Linked DNA regions of Homo sapiens: region 1 is linked to region 2. Evidence: chromatin loops called from intact Hi-C (ENCODE). Cell type or tissue: Caco-2. All regions are shown on one strand. Each heading gives the region's core, and the rest is flanking DNA. Links, peaks and the distances in the headings are about the cores only.

Region 1 (8,983 bases), core at 681-8,680, 51 kb before region 2:
TGCTGGCTGGGAGAGGGGAAGGCTGCAGTGGCTGGGGAGCCAGGTCCAACCCAGCAGCCTGGTGGCCCCTTCCCACTCTCAGGGAATATCCCACACCTTCCCTGAGCACTGCCTCTGGGCCAGGCCCTGCTGGGAAGGGAGCTGAGAATACCACAGACTGGTCCCCACCCTTGTGGGGCTCATAGGCTGAGGCTGCTAAGTAACATCCCTGTCCCTGTGACACTCGGAACAGGAAGTCAAGAAAGAAGGTTCAGGAATCCTTTGCTGTTTTCCTAATACCAGACCCATCTTTTTCTTTAGCATGTCAACAACTCCCCTCCCTTCTGCGCCTGGAGATTCCTCTTTCTCCTTCAATACATATTTTGAAATGATATTTATTAACATAAAAATTATAAAACCTTTCAAACATCCAGAAAAATATAAGGAAAAATACCAAATATCCATGTTCTCACCACTTGGATTTAACACATGTGAACATTTGCCATGCTTCAGATCCTCCTTTTAAAACAAAATTGTATGACACAGCAATTGATGAACGGATCATCAGTACAATGGACTGTTATTCAGTCGCAGACAGGAATGATGTGTGGACTTGCCATGGTGTGCATGAGCCTCGAAGACATGATGCTGAGTGAAGGAATCAGACACAAAATGCTGCAGATTGTCTGATCCCATGTATTGAAATGTCCAGCTCAGGCAAATCCGTGGAGACAGAAAGCAGGCGAGTGTCTACCAGGGGCTGCGGGGAGGGGATGGGGAGTGACCACTTAGTGGGTACAGGGCTTCCTTTTGGGGTGAAGAAAATCTTTTAAACTTAGGTCATGGTGATGGATGCACAACTATTTTACTAGAATAAAAAATCACTGAATTGTACAATTTAAATGAATGAATTTTCTGGCATGGGGATTGTATCTCTCTCTCTCTCTTTTTTTTTTTTTTTTTAAGATGGAGTCTCTCTCTGTCACCCAGGCTGGAGTGCGATGTTACAATCTAGGCCCACTGCAACCTCTGTCTCCTGGGTTCAAGCGATTCTCTCACCTCTGCCCCCTGAGTAGCTGGGACTATAGGCACCCACTACCACACCCGAGTTAATTTTGTATTTTTAGTAGAGACAGGGTTTCACCATGTTGGCCAGGCTGATCTCAAACTCCTGACTTCAAGTGATCCACCTGCCTTGACCTCCCAAAGTGCTGGGATTACAGGCATGAGCCACCACGCCTGGCGAGTGGACTGTATCGCAATAAAAATGTGCATTAGTCTACTAGGGCTGCTGTGGCAAAATACCATGGACTGGGTGGCTAAAACAAGCAATTTTCTCAGAGTTCTGGGGGCTGTAAGTCCCAGATCAAGGTGTCTGTGGACAGGGCCTTCTGAGGGCTGTGCAGGAAGGCTCTGTTCTGGGACTGTCTCCTTGGCACGGTAGCGCTGTCTTCCCCCCATGTCTCTTCTCCTTGTCTTCCCTCTATGCACATCTCTGGGTCCAAATTCCCCCCCACCTTTTTTTTTTTTTCTTTGAGATGGAGTCTTGCTCTGTTGCCCAGGGTGGAGTGCAGTGGCACAATCTTGGCTTCACTGCAACCTCCGCCTCCCGGGTTCAAGTGATTCTCCTGCCTCAGCCTCCCGAGTAGCTGGGACTACAGGCACCCGCCACCACGCCCAGGTAATTTTTGTATTTTTAGTAGAGACGGGGTTTCACCATATTGGCCAGACTGATCTGGAACTCCTGACCTTGTGATCTGCTCGCCTTGGCCTCCCAAAGTGCTGGGATTACAGGCGTGAGCCACCATGCCCGGACCCAAATTTCCCCTTTTTATGAGGGCACGGGTCATGCTGGATAAGGGCTCACACTACTGACGTCAGTTTAACTTGATGACCTCTGTAAAGAGCCCATCTCCACATAGAGAGAGATAATTATTGCTCCTGTTGCTGTGGCTACTGATGCCATTTGGGGGATTCGTGGCAAGAAGGATGAACTGAGAGCGTCCGCGACATTGGGATCCAGGCTGGCAGCATCTTCCTGGCCGTCCGAGAGGGCTCTTTTCCCCGCCTGGGTGCCTGATCCTACCTACCCTATGCCCTGTGGCCCCCAGTGCTAAATTCCCGAAAAGCCTGGTAGGCCCTTGGTGCCACGAAGCCCCCGAGATCCCAAGTACAAAGCACAGGCAGAAACTGTAGGGGCAGGGGGAGCCACGGCAGGCCTCGGAGAGCTCGGGGAAGGCCACACAGCTCTGGGCTTCCGCCTGCTGTCCAGAGGCTATTAGTAAGGACAGAGCCTGGTGCCAGAGGTCAGGGCAGGTGGGAAGCAGGAGACCCTGAGGCACCCCATTCCTCGAGCAGGGCTCCAGCCAGGCTTGTTGGGAAGTACTTGACTCCATCCCCCATGCCCCACATGGGTAGGCCCCTCTCCCTTGGGTCAGGGCCAACCACATGGTCCTGCTGAAAGCCAGCCCCCTCCCTTCGGTGACCATGGCCTCCCGAGGGACTCAGGGTTGGGAGAGCAGCCAGGAGTATCTCCAAAAGCCAGGAGCTGACTGAATCCACAGCCAGACCACTTGCTCTCTGCAGAACCTTCCTGAGAAAGAACAGGGCTCCTGTCTAGCTGTCCCAGAGGGCAGCCGGGCCCACACCCCTGGCCAGGGGCATCCCCACCCCCTCTGATATATCACCCCACATGGCCCATGGCTGGCTCTGTTAAGGGGCACCCTCAAAAGCAGGCTCTGACATAGGGTTGGGGACAAGTTGTTTTGGGGGACATATGGTCCCAGGAAACACCAATAGAGGAGGGAGGAGGTAGACCTGAGGGAGGGAGGCCAAAGTGACCTATGTTAGTGAGTGGGGCCTTGCTGTGGGCCTGGCTCCCCTGGAGACCCTGCAGAGAGGCACAGCACCCTGTACTCTCCCTCCTGGAGCCCAGTAGTGGGTGTCACTCACTAACTCACAGCCCTTATTGCTCTGAGCTCCCGGGATTTCTGTCCCACCTCTCTGGAGGTGACAGGCACAGGATCCCTGGGCTGGGCAGGGACTGTCTGTCAGGACCTCAGGAATACCCCAAGCACAGGCAGCAAAAGCATATGCTTCCCCCACAGAGGGGTCAGGCTTGGGTCCCCTGAAGCACTTCTAGCTGTGCAGCTGTGGGCAAGTCACAGTGAGCTGTTGCTGACAGCAAAGGCGCTAGAATGTCAGCTCCCTGAGCAAAGGGGCTGGGTCTGTTCTGTTTCCTGCTTTATACCCAGAGCCCAGCCCAGGGTCTGGCACACGCAGTGCTTGGCTAATATTTGTAGGTAAATGTCTCGTGGCTCATGGTGTAAATCTCACTATCAATCATTGGTACCAATTCATTGACACTTCCTATGTGCCAGGCACGGCGCTGGGTGCTTGGCACCTCATTTCTGCTCTGGATAATCCATTGTTGTTACAGTAGTAGGATCACCCCCAAACATACACATGATGAAACGGAAGCAGAGAAACCAAGGTCACCCAGCCAAAAGTAGCAGAGATTTAAGCCAGGTTCCAGAGCCTGCATTTCTTATTCATTAAAAAAAATTAGGCCGGGCACAGTGGCTCACACCTGTAAGCCCAGCACTTTGGGAGGCCGAGGTGGGAGGGTCCCTTGAGGTCAGGCATTTGAGACCAGCCTGGCCAACATGGTGAAACCCCATCTCTACTAAAAGTACAAAACTTAGCCAGGTGTGGCAGCACACACCTGTAGTCCCAGCTACTCGGAAGCTGAGACATGAGAATCACTTGAACCAGGGAGACGGAGGTTGCAGTGAGCCGAGAGCCGAGATTGCGCTACTGCACTAAACCTGGGCCACAGAACGAGGCTCCGTCTCAAAAAAAAAAAAAGAAGAGGAAATTATGTGTGGAATCAAAGAAAACAAGTCAAATACACACAAAGAACAAAACAAGCCTAGAGATCTAATGTACAGCATGGGAACCACAGGTAAGAAAGTTGCACAGTGCATGGGATTCATGTTAAGTAGATTTTAGCTGCTCCTGCCACAAAAGCAAAACTACGGTTCACTGTTAATATCTCAGATGATGGATCTGTTCATTTGTTTCATTATAGTTATACTTTTACTATCTTTATATATAATATAGCTTTTATACCTTAAATATACACAATAACATTTATTTATTTATTTTTAATTAATTAATTTTTTTGAGATAGAGTCTCTCTCTGTCTCCCAGGCTGGAGCACAGTGGCGCAATCTTGGCTTACTGCAACCTCCGCCTCCCAGGTTCAAGCGATTCTCCTGCCTCAACCTCCAGAGCAGCTGGGATTACAGGGGTGTGCCACCATGCCCAGCTAATTTTTGTATTTTTAGTAGAGAAGGGGGTTTCACCATGTTGGCCAGGCTGGTCTTGAACTCCTGACCTTGTGATCCACCCATCTCAGCCTCCCAAAGTGCTGGGATTACAGGCGTGAGCCACTGGACCCAGCCAGCATTTATTTATTTATATATGTATGTATATATTTCTTTATTTTTTGAGATGGGGTCTCACTCTGTTGCCAAGGCTGGAGTGCAGTGGTGCCATCACTGCTCACTGCAGCCTCAACCTCCCCAGCTCAAGTGATCCTCCCACCTCAGCCTCCCAAGTAGCTAGGACTACAAGGGGCTCACAATCACACCCAGCTAATCTTTGTATTTTTTTAGAGGCAGGGTTTTTCCATGTTGCCCAGGCTGGTCTCCTGGGCTCAGGAGATCCTTTCACCCCAGCCTCTCAAAGTGCTGGGATTACCAGCGTGAGCTGCCACACCTGCCTTTGCCTGTTCTTGAAATTCAACCAGAGCCTGGCCTTTTTGCCATCATGGTATGTGGTGTCGTCTGTTCAATAAAGATCTTGAGCAAATTCTGGACCAGGCGTGTGGACGGGTAGGTGGAACTCAACCCTCATGCCCAGTTTTCTCAGCCCTACCCTATGGTTCCAGAGTGATGGCTGTGTGCACGATTCTGAAAGCTGTGTGCGGTGCTGCTCAGGAGCCAGGAGGACACTGGGCCACACTGGGTGTGAATCCTGGCCCCCCACTTCCTGGCTGTGTGAACGTGGGCCAGTTACCCAGATCTCAGTTTCCCCAACTACAAAGTGTGAGTAAGGATAATACTTCCTCCTCAGACAGTTGTTGTGAGGATCAAGATATGAGCTTAAACCGGGTGTGGTGGCTCAGACCTGTAATCCCAGAACTTTAGGAGGCTGAGGCAGGAGGATCCCTTGAGTCTGGACGTTCCAAGATACTGTGAGCTATGATCACACCACTGCCCTCCAGCTTGGGTGACAGAACACGATCTCATCTCAAACATTTTTTTAAAATTAATGAAAAAAAGAGTCCATGCTTAGAATAATCCTGGCATTGGGCAAGTCATACAGAAGTTGTTTTTATAACATGTTTTTTTTTTTCTCTCATTATAAAAGTCACACGTGTGTGTGGTTGCAAGGTCAGGTGGCAATGGGTACTCTGGTCCTTTTTCCTGGAGCTGCTGGACCATCACAGGGCAGAGGGGGTCAGACTTCCTAGGGCGCCTCACTCAGCTGCCCTTGTCCGCCTGGACAGACTTGCCTCTGGGTGTGGCCATTGCGAAGGAATCCTGCCCCATCGCTGACAATGAGCTGCATTCTTCAGAGAGGCTGCCCCAGTCCCCCCAGCTGACGTAAGCCCTGGGCGTGGCAGGTGCACTCAGGAGGCAGGGCTGCCTGCTCAGTGTTGGGTGGAGCCACATGCCTGTCCAGGGCTGGGTCCACCCTGTGTGGACTGAGGCCACCATGTGCACGGTTTTCAGCTATGCCTCATTCGCTTGCTGTGTGAATCTGGGCTGCAGGGCCTGCTGCTGTGTGCCACAGGCCAGTGCCCTGCAGTGCAATTGTACCTGAGGACCCAAGGTGGCCAGGGAAGCCCCAGGTGCGACTTGGCAGGGGAAGCAGGGGCTGTGGACGGATGGAGAGCTGTCATGTGGAAAGGCAGTGTGTCCCCAGGCCGTGGCCCAGCCTCCAACACCCCCAAGTCCCCTCCAGGCCTCTCCAGACCAGGCCCACCACATACTGCCTGTGCAACCTCGGGTGAGTGACCTCACCTCTCCAAGCCTCAAAGTCCTGATCCCCATTGGGAGGGTGCAGTCAGAGGGTGAGTCTGAGCCCCCTGGGGCCTGGCAGGCTCTGTATGCATGGCAGCCACCTGCCCACACTCACCCCAGACATCTGCTCATTCCAGAAACCTCCTGGGAACATCCACCATATGCCAGGCATAGTGTCAGACAGGAGGGGACAGAGAAAAACAAGATCAACAACCGCCCTGCCCTTGTGGAGCTGGCGTTCTAGTACCGGAGACAAAACAAGGTGCTTCCAAGGAGGAAGCCGTGCTCATCAGGTAATCCGCATAATCGCTCAGGAGGAGACTTGGCAGCCAGATGGAGACGCCACCTGGGGTCTTAGGGGAACAGCATTCCAGGCAGAGGGAACTGCAGCTGCAAAGATCCTGAGGAGGAATGAGTGCCCAGCGTTTGAGAAGCAGAGCCGGCCTCTGGACGCCTGCCCTAGGGAGAAGGCTTTCCACCTCATTTTTAGGGTCCTAGGGGATCCCCTCCACTGTGAATGCACGAATGCACAAGGATGACATCGGCCCTTTTATAGAGGGGAAGTTCTTCCCGTAAACAAACCAAAGTCCCTCTGGGGGACTTTGCAACTGAAGCTGAGCCTTCTCTTTTAGTCACTCCCACCCCCCAGACCCAGAGCCAGCTGATTCCTCCTGCATCCTGCTCACAGCTCCAGGAAAGCGTCCTGGTGGGGAAAGTCAGTGAAACACCAGGTGGCCTAAGGTATTTTCCCAGGACCTCAATGTGACTAGACAGGGCTAGCTTATCAACCCTGGGATGCGATGAGAGGGGCAAAGCCCGGCAAAAGAAACTGGACCCAGGGCACTGAGGGAAGCCTAGGTCCCGTCTGAGTGCTCCGCACAGGGATAGGAGGAGAGACAGTCGGGGGTTTTGTGAGGGAGGGGATAGGTGGGTGGTAGTAATGAGGGGTGTTCAAGTCAGTGCCCAGCAACCAAGAGGAGGAAGGAGGTAGAGGGGGTGTCAAGCAAGCCGTAGCTTCAGGCACAGCTGGATCCATAACCCTGAGGCTTGGGCTATGATGGCTGTTGCCCAACCCCCACTCCCATATCACCCAGGTCTCAGTCACCTTCCTCTCTGTGACACAACAGCCTCCTCCCTAGGGCTCCTTCCTTCCACTCTTGCCCCCACAAATCCATTCTCCATATATTGTTAAAACCATGCCACTCTCCTGCTTAACCCCTCCCCCCATGGCTTCCTGACGCCCTCCACATAAAGCAGAAACTCCTTACCCAGGCCCCAGAGACCCCCGCTGACCTCCCCAACCCCACCTCTCTCTCCTCTCCCCTCACTGCCTCTGTCCTTTCTGTCCCTTGAACACACCAAGCACATCCCCACCTGGCCAGCATTGCACCTGCTGTCCTGTCCCCCGGGTGCATCACCATGTGGCCGCCCCTTCTCAGCAGGACAGCCTAGATGTCGCTGTCCTCGGCCATCTGGCCCCCAGCCTTCTGTCCACTCCCCACACCAGCCCTGTCCGGCAGCTCCTTCTGTGATGGAAGTGCTCTTTGTCCACTGTCACCAGCCTCTGTCAGAAGCTACCGGCCCCGTGTGGCTAACAAGCCCCTGAAATGCGGCTACTGCAATGGAAGAACTGGACTCTTAATTTTCAATTACTCCAATTACTTGAAACTCATATAGCCACATGGGGCTAGTGGCCACCATTTGGACAGAGCGACTCCAATGTTCTACATGGTGTAATTTTATTTACTAGCCCTTAGCACAAAGTGACGTGATCTTAACTTCACTTGTTTTCTGTCTCTCTGACGAGAGTATCAGCTTTGTGAGGTGAGGATTGCCTCCGTCTTTTCCACTGCTGTATGCCGGGGCTTAGTAGTGGGCCTGGCGTATAGTAGATGCTTAATATGTAATTGCTGAATGAATGAATGAATGAATGAATGAATGAATGAATGCATGCATGAGTGAATGAATGACTCCTGGGGCCATGAACTCTGAATTTCTCCAAAAGGAATGCTAGTTCTGCCGGGGATTGTTGCTGTGTGACCTAAGTCAGGATCTTGCCCTCTCTGGGCTCAGCATCCTGACCAAGGGGTACCAGGGCCCCTCTGCTCCTAAGGCTCTGAGACTTCCTGCTGCTTACTCTGTCCAAGCTGCCCCGTCTATCCTTCATCCCCGATGCCCACCCCCAGTCTCCCCAGCCACTTCATAGGAAAGGGGCCAGACAGGCTTCCTGTCCCTGGAGCCTGTGTCTAGAGAGCCATCAAAGCAGGCTGCCTGTACCCGTCTCCTAGCAACAAATGGCCTTAGGAAGTATTTGAGGGTGGGATAAAGTGGTGGCCACTGTGGGGCTGTGTCCCAAATCGACAGCTCTCCAGTTGGCCAAGGGCAAGTGTTTCCCAGGAGCCAGGCCAAGGCAGGCTGGCAGTCGTGGTACATGCACCAGGAGTCGGCTCCAGGGTCCTCCAAGCCTGGGCCCTGCAGTCGGCCACCCTTACCTTCTCGTGCCTGTGCTTGGGGTTCAGAGGTGGCAGGGGGTGCTTGGGCCCTACATGCTTCTTGTGGGGACCTGTAGGAACCAGGCATGAGGAAGTGAGGAGTGGGTGCTGACTGTCAGTGACTCGAACCCTGACTGCCCCAGCATCCAACACTCACACGCATGCACATGTGCCTACTCAGCCGGACACAACACACAACTATGCATGCTGACACGCACTTGTGCAGAGGCATAGGCACAGACTGCACTTACCTTATTCTATTTATTATTTTTATTTTATTTTTAGAGACAAGTTCTCACTCTGTCGCCCAGCCTGGAGTGCAGTCATGCCATCCTAGCTCACTGCAGCCTCAATTTCCTGGGCTCAAGCGATCCCCCCGCCTCAGTCTTTCAAGTAGCTGGGCCTACAGGTGTGTGCCAC
Region 2 (8,983 bases), core at 603-8,602:
GGCACGTGGCCTGCCCTCTCTGAGTCACGGTCTGCAGCTACCAAATGAGGTAGTGTGGTGGGGCCTCCTAGTTTGGAGAGCACTGAATAAAAAGCACATCAGGAGGACCCATGAGGGGTCCTGTGTGTGTAAGCAGCAGTCAGAGAACTTGGGTTTTAATTTGTGTTACCGCCCTCCGAAAGGCACTGGATAAATGGGACTGGTTGTACCTTTTCCAATGCATTCTCGCCAGCTGGGTGTGGCTGAGGAAGGAGATTGAGCCAGAGTGTCTGTCTAGATTCCCCTTGTTGAGCTCCTCCCGTGGTCTGGGGAGTGGGGACTCTGTGGCTGGTAAAATATAGCAGTGCCTCACATTTGTTGAGACCTCACAGGCCAGACACTGTGCTCAGTGTTCTTTGTGCAGCTTTTTAAGTTGAGCTATAATTCACATATCTTAAGATTCACTCTCTTAAAGTATACAGTTTGGTGAGTTTTAGCATATTTACAATGTTGTGCAACCATCTCCACTGTCTAATTCTAGAATATTTTAGTCACCCACGAAAGAAACCCCATACCTGTTAGCTGTCTCTCCTTATTTCCTTTCCTCCAGTCCCTGGCGACCACTAATCTGCTTTCTGTGCTGTGGATTTGCCTATTCTGGACCATTTGCATAAGTGGAATTCTGTAATATGTGGGCTTTTGTGCCTGGCTTCTTTGACTTAGCATCATGTTTTCGGGGTTCCTCGGTGTTGTGGTGTATGTTAGTGCTTCATTCCTTTTTCTGGCTGAATAATGTTCCCTTGTGTGGACCCATCACACTTTGTTCATCTATTCATCTGTCCATGGATATTTGGGCTGTTACCACCTTTTGGCAGGTGTGAATAATACTGCTATGAACATTCATGTGCAGGTATTTATTTGAGCCCCTGTTTTCCGTTTTCTTGGGTGTGTATACATAGGGGTGAAATTGCTGGGCCCTAGGGTAACTCTGCCTTTAACTTTCTGAGGAACTGCCAGACTTTTCCAAGGTGGCAGCACCGTTTTACATCCCTGTGCTGGGTTTTACTGATTGCATTATCTCATCAGTCCTCACATCAGAGTCATGAGGTTTAGGTAGAATTGTCATCACTCTCACTTTTCAAATGGGAGAGTTTGAACTCAAAGAGTTTCTGCACGCAGTCACACAGCCAGTCAGTTGATGATTCTTTGGCCAGAGCTGGCTTTGATCACGAAAGCAGTCTCTTCTCCAGGCCCTGTTTTGTATCTTCAGGATGAAGCTTTTTGACTGTGTTGTTCATGTCCTATTTCCTGGCGCCTGGCACACACTGACACTCACATATTTGTTGAATAACATGTCATTTTTTCCTGATCTTGGTGGCTTGATCAGTAACTTGCAGGAGACAGCATGTCTTAGGGGATCCTGTACTCTCCAGGTTCTCACACTCCTGCCAGGGCCTGTATGCTCTCCACCCCGGATGCTGCAGAATCCCCGCCAGCCTCTGACTCTCAAGCAGCTGCAGACGCACCGCAGTGGAAATAGGTGTCATGACCTCTGCAGAGCAGAGGCAACATCTGTTTCCAGCGAGTGCTTGCTGTTAACTTGACCTGTTCTCTCTTCTGGGTTGAAGGCTGCTGGTGACCTGCCCTCTTTTTTCTCCTCTAGGCAAAACCCATTTATGGCGGTTGGCTGCTCCTGGCTCCAGATGGGACCGACTTTGACAACCCAGTGCACCGGTCTCGGGTAAGGGCATCAGAGCCAACTCTCAGGGAGGAACCAGAGAAGGGACCCATCTAAGGGTGAACTGGCAGAGTGGAAGAGGGAGATGGAGAGTTGAACAGTGGATCCTGGGATAGCAGGACCAGCAGGGCTCCCCCATTTGGTGCACTTGTACGTTGTACAGAAAAGGTCTCAATTATACATAGTTGTGTGTAGTGCTCCCTTCAGAATGAGGAGCTCTCATGTGGGTGTTGCCTGTTTTGTGGGTCAGGTTGACTCTAGGAACAGTAAAATGGAAGAGGCAAAAGAGCAGTTAAAGGTTTGCATTATACCGAGCAGCTCCCAATTCCTTCCATGCCAAGGCCTGCCCCTGTAGCACCTCCCTTCTTCCTGAGCCAGGGGTTCAGCACACTAGCACTAGTGAAGGGTTGGGGGCCCAGAGGCCTTGGCTTACCTCTTACTAAAATGTGCATTGCCCAGGGCAGGGCCCCGCTAGAGCTGGGACCATCATTGGCCTGACCTGTGGTTTGTTTCTCTGCCAGGAAGCCCCTCTGGATTTGACTCCGGTTACAAAACTCTCCTTCCTCACAAACTTTCTTACAGTGCTGCCGCTTGCACCCTATAAATTGCTTCCACTCAGCCCCCTCCATCCCCGGGAGCTCCCTTTCCTCTTCTTCTTAGTTTCTGCTGCTCATCCTTTCCCCACCCTGAATATTACACTTTGGAGTAGGGGCCTTGGGCTGTGTATTCTGGTCCCACAGGCCTTGCATTGTGTCTCTGTTCTTTGGGATTGCTTCTAGAATGGGTTTTGATTTCAGAGGCTGCACATAAGGCCCTTGGAAATGTTCCTGGGAAACATGTTCAGGTGGCCTCCTCTACACACCCAGCATAGACCAGCCCTCTACAAGGCCTCTTTGCAAGGCCCTTTGAGTCCCTGTTCATGCCACCCAGACAGGAGAACTCAGGCATCACTGGTCCAGCTGGGCTGCAGTTTCCAGGGAGTAGTTCCCTTTCCTATTTTATATCAAGGTTGTACAAAATTGCCATTTCCAGCCTCTGACAGGAGTCTTTTTATAAATGATAACCCTGGCCCAAAGCAGAGAGATGTGCTTTTATAGTCAGTTCACGTGGCCTCACTGCCAGTTAAACTCTGAGTATTGTTGGGCTCTTTGCTTTTTTTTTTTTTTTTTTTTTTTGAAACAGAGTCTTGCTCTGTCACCCAGGCTGGAGTGCAGTGGCATGATCTCGATTCAGTGCAGTCTTGACCTCCCAGGTTCATGTGATCCTCTTACCTCAGCCTCCTGAGTAGCTGGGGCTACAGGCGTGCATCACCATGCCTAGCTAATTTTTGTATTTTTTGTAGAGACGGGGTTTCACCATGCTGCCCAGGCTGGATTGGGCTTGTTGAAATGTTGAAAATAGGTCATGGACCCTTGTGATGATTTGGGGCTGGGAGCTGTGCCTGTCATTCATGACCTGGGCCAGCAGACTCGCATTATGGACAAGTCCCTTCTCCCCACACAAAGGAAGACATACACCGCATAGTCCATTTCATTTCAGCTCCTGATGGCATCTGACCGCCGTGGACACTTCCCAGTGGTCTGGCTTTTGGAGGGAGAGTAGAGCGGGGGATGATCTGTGCCAGTTGGTCACTCCTTGGATATTGGAGTTATTTCCACTGGTCTTGCTGCTCCTCTGTTTTGATTTTCATTAACTCATTTCACCTCAGTGAATTCTGGAGCCTGGCTGTTTTTGTGCCTCCTCTTTGCCAGTGGATCATCAGAACAACCCCTTTTGTAGCAGTTTCCCAGGTTTTTTCAGAAGTGGTGAATCCATGCCTTGGCATTCCTGGATTATTCCATGTCATGTCAGATCATTCATCAAATAAATATTGACACATGTCATGTGATGCATTCTATGCTGAGCACCATCAGGAATACAAAAAGGTAACCACACGTTGTTTCTGCTCCTGAGGAGCTTCCAAGTGTTAAAAAAAAAAAAAAAAAAAGACTTCTTATTAAGCCTCAATCACTCATGTGATTTGGGCCTGTCTCCCAGCCCAGTCCTGGCTGATGAATCAACATTCTTGTGCCTCGGGTCCCTCTTTTCCTGCCACCTGCCCCAGAAGTGGAATCTGTGGAGTGACCTTCCTTAGATATGGACTTGTCAGACGTGGGAACTCCAGAAGCCAAGCTCTGGGGCCAGGACCCAGATCCTCCTAACCACCCACCTTGTGCTCCGTTGCAGAAATGGCAGCGACGGTTCTTCATCCTTTACGAGCACGGCCTCTTGCGCTACGCCCTGGATGAGATGGTAAGTGTTATCCTTGCCCACTCCCTGTCCCCAGCCTTCACCAAGTCCCTCCATTACAGTGCCCTTGCGTTGTCATGTGAGAGCACAGCAGCCATGTGCTCCTGCTTGTGTCTGTTTGGGAGTGTGGAATGTTTTGAAGAACTTGTGGCACCTGCTGGAGACAGCTTTAAAAACCCAGACCTTTGGTTTGAAACATCATCTTCTGTGGTCTTGAGTGAGAGGAAGAAGTGAGGGAGGAAGTCATTTCTGTTGAAGGCTAATAGTGTGGACTTCACTGGAGCACTCCTGGTTAGGGGAAAGCAAGGGCAAAGTCCTGGATCACGTGTGCAGGCTGTGGACCTGTGGGCGTGGGGCAGGGGCTGGCCCTGGGGCTGGCACATGTGCTCACGCACCTAGTCCTGGGGTTGCCTGTCAATTCTGCGACTGTAATTGGTTTTGCTTGTCTCATTTGAGCTTGGCTTAGTTTTCCGAGCTGACTTCAGAGGCCTCCTGGTCACAAGGTCATCGTTCTTCTGGTCACTAAACCAGGCAGACAGGCTTCTTCCTCCTCCCCACCTCCCTGGTTTTCCAGTTGCTTCCTGGGCTGGATGAGTGTTTGCTGCTGTTGCCCCAGAGGCCAAACCTGAAAATCAACTAGGTGGAATTTCTGGCTTTTCTTTTTCCACCCATTTTATCTCCTGACTTTTTCTCTAAAGGAGATTAGTCTCTCCTAATTAATCTAAAGTAGGACTGCATTCCAAACTTTGTAAAGGGTTGAAGATGCGAGATTTGATCGCCTTTTCCAGTTCCACTTGGTGGGTGAATGTTTGTGTGCCCATATGTGCAGCATTTTAAAATTGGGACTGTCCTGGAAAGCCTAGTCTCACTATGTAAAATAGGCAGCCCCTGCCTATCCTACCCAGAGTTTGTTTCTTTGCTGCAGGGGCGAGACAGACTCTGGAAGTATGAGTGGAGATAACTGTCCCTAGAGGTACCTTCCAGACTGCGGCAGGGGGTGGCGGGGGTGCCTGGGATTTTTGGGTGGTCATTACAGCTCACATGTGCAAAGGTCAGAAGTGGGCGTGTTTGTACTCGAGTCCTAACCTTTGTGATGTGATATGTTTTCTACTTTTGTTTCTGGGGTGAATTAAGAGGATGGTACCATAATCCTGTATCAACTGTCACCTCACTGGTTCCTACTTAAAAAGAATTGTCTTCCTTTTCATTCTTTCCGGTGAGCATATTTGTACATCATGATTAGAGCATAGGGGGTTTTTGCTATGGGAACGTCTGTGCTCCAGGGTAGTGTACTGGAGGTGAGCACCGATTGTGGACTTGGCTGGAAGTAGGAGCAGGGAGACAAAGCATTTGGACACTCCGTTCCTTTGAGGCAAGAAAGCAGACCTGGAGGATTAGACTTCACACTTCGTGTTCTCCTGGCTTAGCCCTTACACAGGGAGTAGCCCTGGGGTCAGAGCTGGGCTCCTGCAGCTGTGAGGTTTATCTTGCCTCCCTGTGGCTGACTGACTGGCTGAGTCCTGCAATTGACTTAACAGTATCAGAGGAGCCTCAAGAGGTCACTGGATTACATTCAGGCTGGGCTGGGTCATGAACCATCCCAAAAAAACAAAGTTCCCTGCACTGTTTCCTTGGGGACTGATAATTTCAGTCAGGAAATCTTTCTTTAGGTCTAACTAAAGTCCAGCAAAATCCATTATTCCCTCTGGCTCAGTTGCACAAGCACAAAGAGGGTAGCTTCTGGGGACGCCTTGGTGCTGGCACAAGTGCAGAGCACATGCTGCCTCCCAGGCACGGCTTCTGGATAATTGAGGCCGCTTAGCCAGGAGCACCGACACTTCACAGTGCACTGTGGTCTCCCAGCAACCTGGATATGAGTTGCGTATTATTTCATGGAGTGCTCAGGCAGAGGTGGGACTGTGCCAGGGATGTGGGGAAAGAAAGAAGTCCCAGGGAAAACTTGGACTGAGAGAGGGCATGGGGGCAGGCCCAGAGCTGGGAGTTTTGGGCCACGGGCTGCTTTCTGGCAGATGACCTGGGAGCTGGAGAAACTGACCCAGTGAGCCCATCAGTAAATACTGCTTTGCCCAGCCGAGGCTGTGGAGGGGTTTCCCTGTTGTATCAGGAAGGTCACAGGGGAAGGTTGCAAGGAGGCACTTAGGGTAGAAGCCAGGTGGGAGGAGGCAGAGGCTGGAGAGATTTCTCTAGCACCCAGTGCTCTGCATCAGGGTTTGCTCCTCAGAGCCACTCCCCAGAGTGAGCAGACAGCCTGTAGCCCAGGAGCTCCAGCTTAACGGTCAACCGCCCTGAGCTGAGAGTCCCACCCCAAACAGGCTGGCAGGATCCTGAGACCTGGAGCAGGAAAACTCCATTTCAGATAGGCTTATGTGTGGGTAAACTCCAGCCAAGCTGGAAGCTTCCTTTGTGAGTGCCTGGAAATAGACCAGTGGTCCTCAGCGTCATGCCTCCCAGGGCCACTGGCCATGTCTGGAGTCATCCTTGATTGTCACACCTGGGGCAGGAATGCTGCTGGCATCTAGTGGGTGGAGGCCAGGGATGCTACTGAATCTCCTTCACAGAACAGCCCCCAGAACAAGGAAGGCTCCAGCCCAAAATGTCAACAGTGCCAAGGCCAAGAAACTGAGCAGTTTCGACAGGGGTTTATTTAAATTCTTATTTATTTTTAAAAATGAAAATGTAAATGTGATTTGCTATTAGCTCTGCTCTTAAACAGCACGGGACTCACCTGTCAGATTTCCTGGAGTGAGGGGGATGATGGTGCAGTGCCAGTCGTAGAATGGGGTGGGCCTGTTTCTGATCTAGAGAGGTCTACGGGGTTCCCCTGCACACCAGGCAACCACAGGGCCTGCAGAACTGCTTGTGTGTGTGTGTACCAGGGAGCACATAGGTGGCACTCCCTACGTGGTGCCCTCAGACCGTGATGTTGCAAAGCAATCCCTACCTGGGCATTTGTCTCCAAAAGCAGCAGCTCTAAGCAGCCCGTGGCTACCTCTGACCCTCCCAGGCTCATATAATAAACTATAGCATTTTATGGCTGGTCTGTGCCCTCCACACTCAATCAGCATCTATTTCGAATTGTTACTGACTTATATGATGTTACCATTTGATTTCATTTGCTTGAGTGTTATCTTGCCAACTAGACTGACTTCTTGTTGTTGTTGGGCCCGTGATAATTCTTGGTGTGTCTCCCCATTGTCTAGCATGGGGTTTGGGCGGCACAAATCTAGCCAGGTGTTCTGTAAATATGTGTGGAGTTGAACTACCAACTTTGTAAATGCCTTGCTGCGTAATTTCTGCTCCCAGCTTGAAAACCTTAAGACAGGGCGGGTAGGAAAAGAGAGAAGATAGGAAAAGGGGTGTTCCTCGGAGGGAGATTAGCAATGTAGTGACCTTTAGGGATTACTCAGCAGAAGGGAGAAAACCTCCCAAGAGCTCCAGATAACTGGGATGGGGAAAATTCGGTTACCTCAGCCCCACTGGGTTGGGACCTGGAGAGGAAGGTGGACATCAGGAGGTCACAGCGTGCAGGAGAGGGAGGAAGGCAGCAGCAGTCCCTGGATCTGGGGACAGTGGCTTCGGGAAGCCCTTTCTGCTCGGGGACTTCTGCTGGGGCTGGGGCTGCTGGACTTCATCCAGTTCCGGAAGCTGACCATTGCCTCTCCAGGCAGCCCTGAGATGGGGCTAACTTTGGGGAATCTCTTTTCCTTTTTTGGGAAATTTCTTTCTCGATACACCCACGTACCCTGTAACTGGTGGGTGTGGAGGAGAGGCAAATTTCCCGAAAAAGGAAAAGAAATTTCTCAAATGCAGGCTGAGGTGAGGTGGGGTCCGGGCAGCCTCACAGACAAGTAAAAGCCTGAGAGATTTGGCTGGGCCCCTGGTTTTTCAGGAGTGGACAAAGCAACAATCTAGAAACCCAGATTGCTGCCTCTGTCCTCTGCCTTTGTTTCTCCACCTGTAAAGTGCTGCCCATGATTTTACCTAATTCTGTCACCAAGTTTTTGGGGACTGATGTCGAGCTGAGGTGTGGATGTCACCAGACATCACTAGAAGGCTCTTGGGAGGAGCTCCAGGTCTAGAAGGAGAGTGGGAGCGCCAGGAGTTTAGGGTGGAGCAGGCCAGGCCATGAGGCTTTGGGATTCTCAAGGGCCTGCTCTCCAAGGCAAAAAGCTGATCAAATGCTTTTTCCAATTTTTTTTTTTTTTTTTTTTTTTTTTTGAGACGGAGTTTCGCTCTTGTTGCCCAGGCTGGAGTGCAATGGCGCAGTCTCGGCTCACAGCAACCTCCGACTCCCAGGTTCAAACCATTATCCTGCCTCAGCCTCCGGAGTAGCTGGGATTACAGGCATGGGCCACCATGCCCAGCTAATTTTGTATTTTTAGTAGAGATGGGGTTTCTTCATGCTGGACAGGCTGGTCTTGAACTCCAGACCTCAGGTGATCCGCCCGCCTCGGCCTCCCAAAGTGCTGGGATTACAGGCATGAGCCACCGTGCCCGGTCTGTTCGAATGTTTTTAACTGTGGTAAGTACACTGGAAATTCACCATCTTAATCGTTTTTAAGTGTGCAGTTCAGTGGCATTAAGTACATTCACATTGTTGCACAACCACCACCACCGGTCTCTCTCCAGGACCCTTTTCAACTTGCTAACTGAACTGTGCACCCATTGAACTATAACTCCCTTCCCCAGCCCCTGGAAACCCCCATGCTATTCTCTGTCTCTATGAATTTGACTCCTCCAGCACCTCACATAAATGGGATCATGCAGTGTTTGTCCTTTGTGACTGGTGTATTTCACTCAGCATAAGGTCCTGAAAGATCATCCTGGTTGGTGTCAGAATTTCCTCCCTCCTGATTGTGGTAGGTCTGATGATCTTGGACCATGTCTGCTGACCCCAAGCCTCTCACACATGGAAGCCATGGAGAGACTGAGGCCACCTTCTGTGGCAGGCATGGT

What was found. Peaks named below come from ENCODE experiments on the same cell type or tissue, not always from the same donor. Only the 100,000 strongest peaks of a DNase experiment are listed, where the experiment ranks them.
Region 1: a loop joins it to region 2, with 5 times the contacts of the local background. A loop is called at or near these places in 4 of 110 quality-filtered maps.

The regions. Positions count from the first base shown.
Region 1 is chr17:17,022,620-17,031,602 of GRCh38, forward strand. No RefSeq gene overlaps it. Among named protein-coding and RNA genes, the nearest start is that of MPRIP, 15 kb to the right of the region's middle. RefSeq lists an enhancer at 6,745-7,319. In Caco-2, for the core only: no CTCF peak of the experiment used is centred there; DNase peaks (open chromatin) are centred at 5,652 and 6,752; H3K4me3 peaks cover 332 bases.
Region 2 is chr17:17,074,068-17,083,050 of GRCh38, forward strand. MPRIP (myosin phosphatase Rho interacting protein) reads left to right here. Exons shown (of 24, transcript NM_001364716.4): 2 at 1,643-1,720; 3 at 3,944-4,009. Among named protein-coding and RNA genes, the nearest start is that of MPRIP, 36 kb to the left of the region's middle. In Caco-2, for the core only: no CTCF peak of the experiment used is centred there; a DNase peak (open chromatin) is centred at 4,474.